4 separate regions of the Homo sapiens genome follow, and all the other regions are linked to region 3. The links are chromatin contacts, found by Hi-C in ENCODE. All regions are on one chromosome and are shown on one strand. Each heading gives the region's core, a stretch centred on a gene start or an enhancer-like site at or near the end of the contact. The rest is flanking DNA. Distances are from core to core; before and after follow the strand shown.

Region 1 (2,980 bases), core at 229-2,728, 560 kb after region 3:
ATAATGTGGTTTGGGGTGCACAAACGTTTTTAGCTATAAATACCTTCTAGATTGTTCCAATGCATTGAGCCAAAACCTAAATGCTGTGAGGTTTCAACCAACCGAATGGTTCCTTAAATAAACACCATGCAAGGACAAAAACTACCAAAGTGAATTTGAAAGAGCAGAGACTGACTCTAAATGGATGACCTGAGTGAGGACGGTGTGTCCAGGCCTTCCATAGCAAGTGTTAGCTGGGGGCCTTCGGCAGGCTGGGCCCTGGTCAAACTCATTCAGCTCCACACCTGTGTTCACCCTTCCACCAGGAATCCCATGAGAAGGACACTGGTGCCCTGCACTGTAAAAAGGAAAAACCCCAAACTCCAAAAAGTTTAAGAAAATCAGCTCCCAACTGGAAGTTGCTTCGGTCTGACTCCAAAGCCTACCATCCTCCACATGGGACCCACTGCCCCCATTCCATGGGTGTGTTCCTCCATTGGTGTTACCTCTTCAGGGCAAAGACACTGTCCCCTTTACCTAACGCTTCTCAGTGCCAAGTGGCATCTGGGATATTGGACATTGTCTGAGTTTCCTGGGGCTACCATAGCAAATCACCATAGACCTGATGGCAATACACAGCAGACATTTATTCTCTCTCAGTCCTGGAAGTTAGAAGCCTAAAACCCAGGTGTCTTAGGCTTGGTTACTACTGCGGGCTTTGAGGGAGAATCCACGTCCTGCCTCTCTCCTGGCTTCTGGGGATTTACCACAAGTCCCTGATGCTCCTTAGCTCATGGACACGTCACTCCCACCTCTCCCTCCATCTTCACGTGATGTCCTCTCTGAGTCTGGGTTTATGTCTTTCCTCTTCTTCTTAGAGGGGCAGCGGTCATATGGAATTAGGGCTCATCCTGATTTCATATGACATCATCTTAATTTCATTATACTTGCAAAGACCCAATTTCTAAATCAGGTCACATTCACAGGCACCTGGGGCTAGGACTCCAGCATACTTTTGTTGGGACAGAAGTCAACCCGTAATAGAGATAATAAATTCATATTTCTTGAATGAATCAAAAACCAAAAAGATCCTGCAGTGGACGCAGTGCTCTGGGAGCCTCTCTGAGCACATCAGGTCCCTGAACATTGCTGCTCTATCTTCCTCCCATGGCCTGAAGAAACCAGTCAGGCTGCCAAAACTCGCACCATTCTGAGACCTCCTGTGTCTTGACGGAATAAGAGAAATCTTTTCACCTATAAGGCATCACACCCCATTCCCTTTCCCCCTAAAAAAACGAGGACACTTTTACAATGCCACAATGGAGGCAGAAGCTTCCAGAAAGAAAGCATCACACCCATTCCCTTTCCCCCTAAAAAAGCCAGGACACTTTTACAATGCCACAATGGAGGCAGAAGCTTTCAGAAAGAGTAAATACATGAATCTAAGAGCCACTTTTTGACCTATGACTCAGAGTACAGAAAGAATGCTTGGTATCCTGAAAAAAATTCACTCAGCAGGAGTAAACACTAAACCTCATCAATTTTTTAAAGGTAGCAATTACTTGTATAATACCTATCAACCAATGACATTAAAAAGAAAGTAGTGGAAGCTTAGACTTCCACTACTCTGGCTATAAAATCTTTTTTGTTTTGTTTTTTAATAACTGATTTTTCAAGAATGTTATACTTATAAACACATATACATTTTATGTCCTACCTCCAAGATAGCTCCAAATGAGAATGTTACTAGCCAAGAAGCTAACATCAACAAAAATGCATAAAAACTGGTTAATAAAGCCCACATTAAGGGAACAGTAGAAAGTAGCTAAGAAAATGTAAATTCATTCAGGAAATAAGCATTTGCATGTACTGTTAAATATAATTTCCACCAGGTGCATGAAGCACATGAGTAATTATAGGCCAAGAAAAAAAAAAGTGATAACCTTTTCTCCGCATGGACGCCACCTCCTTTGGTTATGAGGCAGTGCTTTGAAGAGTTAAATGCCCTCTGCAAATGCCAGGGGGTGGTGTTGCTGTTGCCTAAACTGTTCCTCCTCACAGCCTGGGCTGCATACAAAGCAATTGCATAGGAGATATCTTACCCTCCCTTTTCTTTCATCTCTGTGGAAATACATGTTTCATTTAAGCCTGTGGTGCTTGGAACTTGTTCCAAGGAACCCCACGTTCTAACAGCAAAATCAAAGAATGCTTGTCTTTTCCCAGCTTGCAGGGAGAACAATAAGTAAACGAGTAGAAATTTCTCACTGTTATGTGTTATTCTATAATTTTTTGTTAAGTGTTATTCTATAATTTTTTCCTAAGTGTTTGGAACTCACTGTCTCTAGCCTACTAGGAAGTCCTGGAGATGACCAAGCAAGCCAGCATCACACCACCCCAGGGTCCCCACAGTGCCACGTGCAGGCTACCCCTCACTGCCTGCCAGGAGGGGTAATGCCAGCTTGCATTTGGTTATCAGTACCCCCACCCCACTCTGAGGGCGATGACAGCAGGGCCCCTCTGGGCACTAGTGCGTGTCCCAGGTCTTGGCACCTGTGTGCTGGCAGTGAATGTTTGCTGTAAGAATGAGCAGATAAAAATGCAAATAAAAACCACAATGAGATATCACCTTGCACTCATGTGAATGGTCACTATCAGAAAACGCACACACACACACAGACACATACATAAAATAACCATTGGCAAGGATGTGGAGAAGCTGGGACTCTTGTGCATTGCTGGTAGGAGAGTTAAACGGTGCAGCCATTGTGGAAAGCAGTATGGCGGTTCCTCAAAAGATTAAATACAGAATTTCCACATGATCCAGAAATTCCACTTCTGGGCATATTTCCAAAAGAACTGAAAGCAGGGTCTCACACAGACACTTATGCATTCATATGCACGGCGGAATTATTCACGATAGCCAACAGGTGGAAGCAACCCAAGTGTTCATCGGTGGATCAACAGAGAAACAAAATGTGCCACATACATCAGTGGAATATTA
Region 2 (3,229 bases), core at 280-2,779, 530 kb after region 3:
TTGAAATTTAAGATAGCAACACCAATAGTTTCAATCTTTCCTGGACATATATTCAACTTCAAAGATAATTTGTTATCACACAGAAGACATCCAGTTGGTGGAAGAAAGGAAGAGTATTTTTTTAAAGAAGGATCTTCCTGACTGCTTATGCATTTACCCAAAATATGAGCATCATGTTAGAGTCTGGAATTAATCAGACCTACTGTCCCTTCCCCACCTTGATGAGTGTCCCTGTAACCCTTTGCAAGCAAGAGGAAGGGATAAAGAAAGTCAAATGGTCCAATGAAGAGTAAGAAACACAGAGAATCCCCCAAAGCAGTGGATGTGTGCTCTACTCTGTTAAGAAGGCAAGGAATGTTAGCCATACAAAACAGGTCTACAGAAATGATGAAAAGCCTTCATACAGAGTATGTGGAGAGCTGAATGTGGACATTCACGTATGCGGTATTATTCTTCTTCTTTTTTTTAATTATAGTGGCTAAATCAACCAGGACCATATTTGACTTTATTTTGTGCATTCATGTCTAGAAATTTTTAAATCTTACTAAGTAAAGGTATTGTTCCATGTATAAAGAAACTATCTGTGAGATTTAGTTCAACTCTCTTGAATTTTGGAAGCTAAGTATGATGGTGAGGATGATGACAGAGCTTTGAATTGCATGCACCTTCTGTGTAGCAAGTACTGAGCCGGCCTTTGACACGTATCATTTCATATAAATCTCAGAACTGCCTTGAAATTAAGCATTATTAGCCTCCTTCTTCAGAGGAAACTGCAGCTCAGGGAATGTGTGCTGTATCTAACGTCACATAGCTAATAAGGGTCTTAGTATAGCTCGAAACTGAATTGCGTCTCTAAAGCTCATGTCTTTTCAATCCCTAAGCATCCATCTGACATGGATGAAGATTATGATCAGTCACTCAATCAACAAAGTGCTTTTAGAACATGTGATGAGCACAGGGAAAGAGCAATATATTGAGGCATTCCCAAGAAAGTGTACAAAGGTCCTGGATGAGTATCCTAGGATCCTGGACTCAAGCTCCCAGCAGAGTCAACCCTCCACCAACAAGCCCTGTGGCCTTGGACAAATCTCCTACCCTGGCTGGGTCTCACTTTCCTTGTGTGTTTCATCTGTGATGACAATAGCCTCCTCACAATCACACAGAGTTGGTGTGAACATTGGATGAACCAGTGTGTAAGAAAGCGTTTTGTAAAGTGTCAAATGCTGTAGAAATCTGAAGTGCGAACTTGTTTTTTCCGACAAGTTTTAAGGTAAACAGGGACTGGAAAAATTACCAGAGGTTTTCTCGAGCAGGAAGTGGAGTGAGAAGAGGCAGAAGGAGCCCCGGGTTGTCAAGGGCCCCCCTCTCTTCAGCGAGGCGACCATGCACACAAAGGAAGCTGAGTCACCCCTGCTCGGCAGGACCCCAAGGCCATCAATTGAGTCTGCCTGTGAGAAAGCGGAAACCCAAATCCTGCTGTCCCCACGGCCCCTCCTGCTGCCGGCCCCCTGTGGTTGGCCAAGTCACCCTCAGGGCCCTGTGGTTCCCTTCTGTGGCTCAGCTGACAGAAACAGCTGGCGTGGTCCATGCTTCACCAGCCTGCATGCCTCTCAGGGTGGGTGGTAAGAAGTCAGAGGGGCCACTGCAAACCCAGAGACTCCAAAGTGACTCCTCTGTGGCTCTCCCCCTTGAATGAATTCTGCCTGCAAGGACATGCACCTGTCAAGCCACTGCTTTGGTTTATTTCGAGGTCACATGCAGTAGGAGACCTTCATGGCACCATTTATGATGAGGGTCTCATAGGAGGTAGAAGGGACTAACTCGAGGGGGTTCTGGAAGGTCCATCTTCCAATTACCTTGAAGCATGATAAATCCCCCACAGCTTTGAAAGCCAGAGGCCCTCTGTGGAGAACAGGAACATCTCAGAGCCCCCACACACTCAGCAGACAGTTCAGACCCAGAGACATAGGCAGTGTCGGCAGAGACCGGTGTTCCTTCAGCCAGCTGTCTCAGTCTGGTCACCCCTGTCTTTTGGCCTGAGAAGCCAGAAGACAAAAGTTAAAGGGAGGTGGGTAGCCATTTAAAAGGATAATTTATTCAGGTATCAAGAGGAATATGAATCAAAACCTTCCTAGAGCTGTCCCCCAGGCCAGGGCAGATGGAACACGAAGCCTGTGGAGTCACCTACACCAGGGGCCAAGCTCCTGCCTCACCACTTCTTAGCCAGTGCCCTGGTACAAGGCAATATAAACTCACTGGACTGCCATTCTTTCTCCTATTCCAAGGAGATGGTATCTACCCCACCCTAGTTCAGCCCCCACATGGGGCTGTTGTGAGGATCAAAAATGATGTATCTAATGGAAATGTATCTATTAGGTTCTCAACCTAAGGAAACCATATTATTATATGTACTGCTATAGGGAGGCCACAGCATCAGTGTGAAGTCAGGCTTGATCTGAACTGATCCAGCATTATCAAGAGGTGATCTGGTATGAATGCTTGAAGTCAGAGAGCAGCTGCCTCAGACTTTCAGGTACAGAATGGACCATGGAAGGCAGGAACAGACTCTAACCCTCTGAGTGGGTATCAGAGTCCTATTTAACAAACTGGAGCTGCAGGCAGGGCTCCAGAATTAATTGTAAAGCAATGCTCCGGCAGGATTTGAGGCAGAACCTCTGCATCACATCCTCAGAAGGTGGGGCTCAGCCTCTAGTTAAAGTCTCTCTTCCCAGACCCTTCCCTGCTCAGGTGAGGACCTCAAGAAGCCCCCACCTCATGTCCATTGCAGTCCCCTGCAATTCTAACCTTCTTGCTAATCCCATAATCCATCCCTAGCCTGCTGTTATGGGTTGAATGATATCCCCCCAAAATAAGATACGTTCAAGTCCAAACCCCCCAGTACCTTAGAAATTGACGTTATTCGGAAACAGGGTCTTTGCAGATTTAACCAAGATAAAGTCAATTAGGGTGGGCCCTAATCCAAGTGACTGGTGTCCTTACATGAAAAAGGGAAATATGGACACAGACACAGACATGCAGAGGGAAAGTGATGGGGAGAGACACAGGAAGAAGACGGCCCCGTGAAGACAGAAGGCTATGTGTGATGCATTGGAAGACAGAAGGCCATGTGTGATGCATTGGCATGCCAAGGAGCACCAAAGATTGCAGCAAACCACCAAAAACTAAAAGGAGGCAAGGGAGGAGTCTCCCCAGAGTCTCAGCGGGAGCA
Region 3 (3,039 bases), core at 273-2,772:
ATTAGGCCTCTGAGGGGAGACTTCCACGAAGTCTTCTCACAGGAATTTGCAGCCAGTTACAGCACTGATTTCCAGCAGCTTCTAGATGAAGGACTCTTGGAACCTCTGAGCCCAGAAGGACAGTGGAGATTGGTTGCTCAAATCACCTTATTTTATAGAGATGAAAATTGATGTCTCAGGTGAAAAATTTAATTTTCAACATGAATTTTTCTGACCACCGTGTGTCAAATAGGATGCAAAATGTTGAGGATACAATGATCTCTAACTTCATCTCATTCAGAAGTGGAGACTGTCTATCACGTGCAAGATGCAGGGAACGTTTACTAACTACCACCGAATACAGCAGAGCTGTGAATATAACGACAGCCACAGGTTCCTTGTCAGGAAGTGCAAAATAGGATCACACACACACACACACACACACACAATGTCTCTACAAATAACTAAGGTAGCCAAATAATAAAATATCTACCTTTCAAAATAGCTACACATTTAACATTCAATCATGTGTAAAGTATGTTAATTTTTCTCTGCTCATTTCCTGATGCAAGTTTATTTGAACTCATCCTGTCTCCTCAGTATCATGTCTTCCTTGTCAATCAAAGCGCTCTTTGAGTCACCTAGTGCGCCTAATCTTTATTTAGGTTTGAGAGGCAGATCTTCTTGAATCTTTATAAAAGGTTGTCACTGGAAGTTTTTTCCCAAGTCACAAGTTTCTATTTACTATTCATGATCTTTGCAACATACATCTCTTACCCAATTGCGTTCCTAAAGTGGTTTTGATATCCTTGTTTGTGACAACGTGCAAGAAATGAACTTGGGAGGTCATCACCAACTCCCAATCCCCAGAGAAATAATTACACCTAAATTACATTTCTTTGCCCCCTTTGTTAATAATCCCGTTAAGAGACTTCTATGGAGATCCAATACCAATGTTTACTGAGGTTGCTTCATGTTAATGTCTCTTCTCCAAATACTAATCTGATTTGAAAAGTAAAATATTTGGGAAAGTCCTCTATAGTAGATTTTATATAGAACTAGATATGTTGCAATTCCTTATTCTCAAAATGATGTGTAGTTTTGGGGAAGACAGTTTTCCTTTTAATCTGACCTTTATGGCATAAGTGGAAGGGTAATACAGTAGTCCCTCCATTTCCGTGGGGAATATGTTCTATGGAATATGTTCTAAGACCCCCACTGGATGCCTGAAACTGCAAATGGTACTGAACCCTATACATACTACACTTTTTTCTGTACATACATACCTATGATAAAGTTTAGCTCATAAATTAGGCACAGTAAGAGATTAACAACAATAATAAAATAGAACCTTGATCACAATATGCCAGTTTCACTATTGTTGCACTCTGAGGCCATTATTAAGCGAAACAAGGTTTCCTGCACACAAGTACTGCAATACCAGGACAGTGATTCTGAGAGCTGGGATGGCTACTGAGTGACTCACAGGCCGGGAGCATACGCAGTGTGGATACATTGGACAGAGGGATGAATCAAGTGCTGGGCAGGAGAGAGCAAGGCAGCACAAGGTTTCATCATGCTACTCACAATGGCACACAATTTACAACATGATTTCTTTCTGAGATTTTCCATTTAATGTTTCCAGACTGCAGTTAACCATAGGTAACTGAAAAGTGAAACTGGAAAGTGAAACTGTGGTTAAGGAGGAAGGAGGAAGTACTGTGTGGAAGAGAGTGTGAATGACTTTTTCTAGAAGAAAGGGGATGAGTTAAGAAACTTTCCAAGGAGGAAGTGATACTAGAGGGTGAGTTAGAAGGACCATAGGTCATGGTGTTAAGCAAGTGAAGTTGGAAGCACCCCTCATATAAAGGTACTATGGGGAAATGTTAAGAACCATGGAATATCTGAGATTTTCTTTTCTTTGCAACCAGGCAAGTTAGCTATTGCAGGTTCATGAGTGCCGGCAGAAGAAATGAGACTCCTGGACCAGAGACAAAGGACCATTGTTTACAACACAGACAGCAGCATAAACTTCATGGTTGCATTGGTTCGCCTTGTTCCAACTTCTAATGGAGGCAACACAAAAGTGGACTCAGGTGAATGCTGCATGCACAGGTGTGCATCACAAATGAGGAACTCCAATCTCATGAACTCAAATCTTTTATACTAGATTGCAAGCAAACTTGTGGGAATTTTTTCCCAGAAGGAAGACATTATCTTTCTTTTACCTGGCACTTAACAAACTTACCCTCTACTCTGGAGGATGATGCTATCTATATCTTCCAAGGCTTCTTGCTATACAAACATCCTTGAAAATATAGTTATCTTTTAGTGCTTCTGCTTGCAATACCTTCAGAAATGGGAAAACCCAATGGAGAATTGACTCCCAATAGGAAAAGCAAATATACTTGAAATGACTTACTTGAGGTCACAAAGCCAACCAGGTCTACTCACAGGCTACACAGTGCACATACACTCTACTCCCGGCCTTTCCTGCTGACATCATTCTTCTGTGGGATGATTGGGTCCTCTAGATAGCATGCAAGCCCGAGGAGGCACACAATGAGGGAAGAGCCCATGCAGCAGGCAGACTTCTAAAGTGACCCCCAATGGCCCACATCCTTGTACAATACTTACCCCTTGAGTGTAGGAGCAATAGGAAGGGTATCTCTTCTGTAACTAGATCAGTTATACATCAAAGGTGAAAAGATTTTGAAAATGTAATTAAGGGCCCTAATTAATTGACTTTGAGGTAGTCTAAGAGAGATTATCCTGAGTGAGTCTGATATAATCAGGCGAGCCATTTAAAACAGGTGCCTTGTTGTGGAAAGAGCCACATGACAGAGAATGACAGGTGTCTTCTAGAACCTCAGGAGTTCTGTCTCACAACTACAAGGAGTTGAATTCTGCAAACTAACAGTGAGCTTGGAAGAAAATGCCAAGCCTCAGATGAGTTCACAGTCCTAGTAGACACCTTGATTGTCTGAGCAGAGAACCTAGTTACGCTGTACCTGGACTTCTGACTCACGGAAGCTGTAAGATAAGAAATCTGTGTTGTTT
Region 4 (3,126 bases), core at 96-2,595, 770 kb after region 3:
GAGCGATACCAGCTATGCACCCAGGGCTGCACGTAGAAGTCAAGAGAGATCTACAACCTCAAGGAGCAGACCGCCTACTTATCGACACGACTCAAGTCATTCTAGAATAATTTGTTATCGATTAATTGAAAATGAGAGATGAAAATGAAGAGTATGCAAACAAGGCATCAGAGAAGGCTCTGGGGAAGAGGTGGGTGGGACCTGACTTCACTTGAAGGACAGGTAAAGGAGATACAGCCAAGCAAAAGACGGCAGGAGGAAGTCACCATGGCCATGGGATAGCGCCTGCTGCAGGGGTCACATATGGGACATCGGGGGAAGAATCACAGACAAGGCACATCTTTGGAGCACCTGACAGAGATTGCTTCATTGCATAGTGAAAAGGAGCTGGGTCCTGGGGTTAAAGAGACATTAATTTGATGTTCAGCTCTGCCATTTACTAGCTGCGTGATCGTGGGCAAATGGCGTAACCTCTCTAAGCCAATTTCCTCCACTGTAAAGGGAGGAAAATAAAAACTATGCCACAGTTTTAAGGATAATTTAAATAAAATAACATATGCAACATTAAAATAATGTATACTGGGTGCTCAAATGTATCTAAATGACAAATTATCAACACGTCTTAGAGAAAAAAGCCCTGGTTGGCATGACGGTCAAGAGACCCGGGCTCTCCTGCTTGCTGTAACCTTGGACAATTGTCTTGCCCTCTTGGAGCCCTTCGTCTTTATAGTCTGTGGAGCTGAATTAGAGCAGGGCTTCCCAATGCTTCCTACAACGTTCTCTTGCTCTCTTTTATTTGCATGCCCAAAAATATGTTGCATGTTAGTTTCTGTGGCTTATACTATGAAAAGAAAGTTGCTATTGCTATATTGAATATGCATGTTCAGACCTCCAGGCACCTCCAAACTGAGATTCTGGCACACCCAGCCCACTGCCAGCCATCCCCAGATTCCTCCTTGACAGTCACTGATCACTGTCTAGTTCCAAATTGCTAAGAACCTAAAGGAACTTCCAAAATCCAGACTCCAGAAGTGTGCATGTTCTGAGGTATAAAATAATGTACTAAATGAAGCCGAGTGTGTATATTTAATAAAGGACCTCCAAAGGACTTATGAGAAACAGTGTGCTTGCACAAAATGGGAAAGTGACGTCTCCTAATACAAAACCAAGAGTTATGTCTTTCCTTGGGATTCAAACAAACAGACAGATTTTTAAAATACCTCCCGGCTTTAAGGCTTATTTGTCTGAGGTTTGTGGCTGCGGCAGCAGGGCCCCTCCCTGCAGGCTTGACTACAAGGCCGCGGTGCACTGGAACCAAACCCACTCTCACACTCCCTGAGCGGCCAGGCCGAGTTCCATCTGCGCGCCTCCCCCAGACCGACCTCCACACACAGTGCTCCTCCCAAGCAGGCAGAGCTTACGCACAGACACTCGCAAACGAAAGGGAAAAAGAACTGAGCTGCTCCCGCTGTGTGGCCCCAGCCTCTGAAGACATTTCAGATGACTGTCCCAGTTCTGAATGACAAGCATCTACTTGGCTCAGAAATAGCTATACCAAGTTCAGCGCCAGAGAAATGTGAGCTTCCTGGGGGAGGAGATTTACTCTCTCACAGGAACAACCCCGCCTCCAGTCCAGGTGTAAAATGTCAACATCCCCTGGCAATGAGTAAAGTCTGCAGAGCTCCACCCTAGGCCAAGCCATGGGCGAGGTGTGCATTTTAACCCTAGAGCCTCAGTCAATGCAATGACCGCAGAGGCCACCTAGCCAAACCCTCTCAGATGCTGGAGTCCCTCTTTCCATGCGTGCATGGCAAGACCTGCCACTTTCCCATTCCTGGACAGCGTCTCATTGGTTCAAAGTTCTTTTTGATCCTGATATGGTTTGGCTGTGTCCCCACCCAAATCTCATCTTGAATTCCCACGTGTTGTGGGAGGGACTCAGTGGAAGTTAACTGAATCATGGAGGCAGGTCTTTCCCATGCTGTCCCTGTGATAAAGTCGCATGAGATCTGATGGTTTTATAAGGGGGAGTTTCCCTGCACGAGCTCTCTTTCTGCCTGCTGCCATCCATGTAAGACATGACTTGATCCTCCTTGCCTCCTTTGACCATGATTGTGAGGTCTCCCCTTTTTTTTTTAATTTTTTTTTTTTTAGATGGAGTCTCACTCTGTCACCCAGGCTGGAGGGCAGTGGCATGATCTTGGCTCACTGCAACCTCCGTCTCCTGGGTTCAAGTGATTCTTCTGCCTTAGCCTTCCAAGTAGTTGGATTACAGGTGCAAGCTGCCATGCCTGGCTAATTTTTTTTTTTTTTTTTTTTTTTTGGCATTTCTAGTAGAGACAGGGTTTCACCATGTTGGTCAGGCTGGTCTTGAACTCCTGACCTCAGGTGATCCACCCACCTCGGCCTCCCAAAGTGCTGGGATTATAGGCATGAGCCATCGTGCCCAGCCTAAATCCTTTCTCCTGTATAAATTACCCAGCCTTGGGTCCATGTCTTTATTAACAGCATGAAAACAGACTATAACACAGATCCTAAATAGAAACCCAGTAGGTCCTCTCCAGCCTGGGGAATGAGAGGGGAGTGGGAACGAGACATTGTCACAGTCAGCCACTTAGAACAGTGGAGGTGGCAGAAACCGCAAGGAAGGGTTAAGAAAGGAATCAAGTTCCTGCTGTTTTTCTGCCAATCAGGAAGCAGCCTGGCACTGCCTCGCCTTCTGCAGGAGGGAACAGGGCCTTGGCTCCAGCCTCCCCTCTCTCTGCACAAACCTTGAGGACTGCTTGGGTACTGGCATGACTGCAGGGTGAGAGGAGTCTTGTGGGGCAGCCCCAGGACTCCTGTTAGCCTAGAACTGCCCTATTGACACTCAGTTAGAATCCAACTAGTTTAAGGACCATCTTGAAAGTAAAAATCTGCCCTAGAGAGAACTTATCTCTCTATCTAAAACCACAGAAGCTACATGGAGAAAACCAATCCTTAGGAATCTCCTAGAACCAAACTCCCCCAGTCTAACTCCTCCAGATAAAGAGGAACCCCTCGGGCTATCTGGGGCCACTAAGGCCAGAGGCTCTTTTGTTTTTTGAGACAGAGTCTAGCTCTGTCGCCCAGGCTGGAGTGCAATGG

The links. A loop is a pair of places that touch in the nucleus more often than their neighbours do. Pooled maps may share reads with other maps.
Region 1: a pooled map shows a loop between it and region 3 (3-fold over the local background). The contact joins two enhancer-like sites. A Hi-C loop is called at or near these places in 1 of 168 maps with a recorded cell type or tissue (B cell), 2 of 37 single-sample maps with no recorded cell type and 3 of 50 pooled maps.
Region 2: a pooled map shows a loop between it and region 3 (3-fold over the local background). The contact joins two enhancer-like sites. A Hi-C loop is called at or near these places in 1 of 168 maps with a recorded cell type or tissue (B cell), 3 of 37 single-sample maps with no recorded cell type and 2 of 50 pooled maps.
Region 4: a loop to region 3 is called in a map with no recorded cell type, with 2.5 times the contacts of the local background. The contact joins two enhancer-like sites. A Hi-C loop is called at or near these places in 1 of 168 maps with a recorded cell type or tissue (GM12878), 11 of 37 single-sample maps with no recorded cell type and 9 of 50 pooled maps.

Annotation. Positions count from the first base shown.
Region 1 is chr2:12,031,594-12,034,573 of GRCh38, reverse strand. All of the region lies in intron 2 of MIR3681HG (MIR3681 host gene), which reads right to left. Among named protein-coding and RNA genes, the nearest start is that of MIR3681HG, 26 kb to the right of the region's middle. Within about 2 kb of position 1,478, at least 4 of the 41 ENCODE cell types and tissues checked have a DNase peak (open chromatin) inside an H3K27ac peak, as active enhancers do.
Region 2 is chr2:12,055,896-12,059,124 of GRCh38, reverse strand. The region is part of intron 2 of MIR3681HG (MIR3681 host gene); the gene reads right to left. Among named protein-coding and RNA genes, the nearest start is that of MIR3681HG, 50 kb to the right of the region's middle. Within about 2 kb of position 1,529, at least 3 of the 41 ENCODE cell types and tissues checked have a DNase peak (open chromatin) inside an H3K27ac peak, as active enhancers do.
Region 3 is chr2:12,586,879-12,589,917 of GRCh38, reverse strand. No RefSeq gene overlaps it. Among named protein-coding and RNA genes, the nearest start is that of TRIB2, 130 kb to the left of the region's middle. Within about 2 kb of position 1,522, at least 8 of the 41 ENCODE cell types and tissues checked have a DNase peak (open chromatin) inside an H3K27ac peak, as active enhancers do.
Region 4 is chr2:11,821,475-11,824,600 of GRCh38, reverse strand. The region is part of intron 20 of LPIN1 (lipin 1); the gene reads right to left. Among named protein-coding and RNA genes, the nearest start is that of MIR4262, 14 kb to the left of the region's middle. Within about 2 kb of position 1,345, at least 7 of the 41 ENCODE cell types and tissues checked have a DNase peak (open chromatin) inside an H3K27ac peak, as active enhancers do.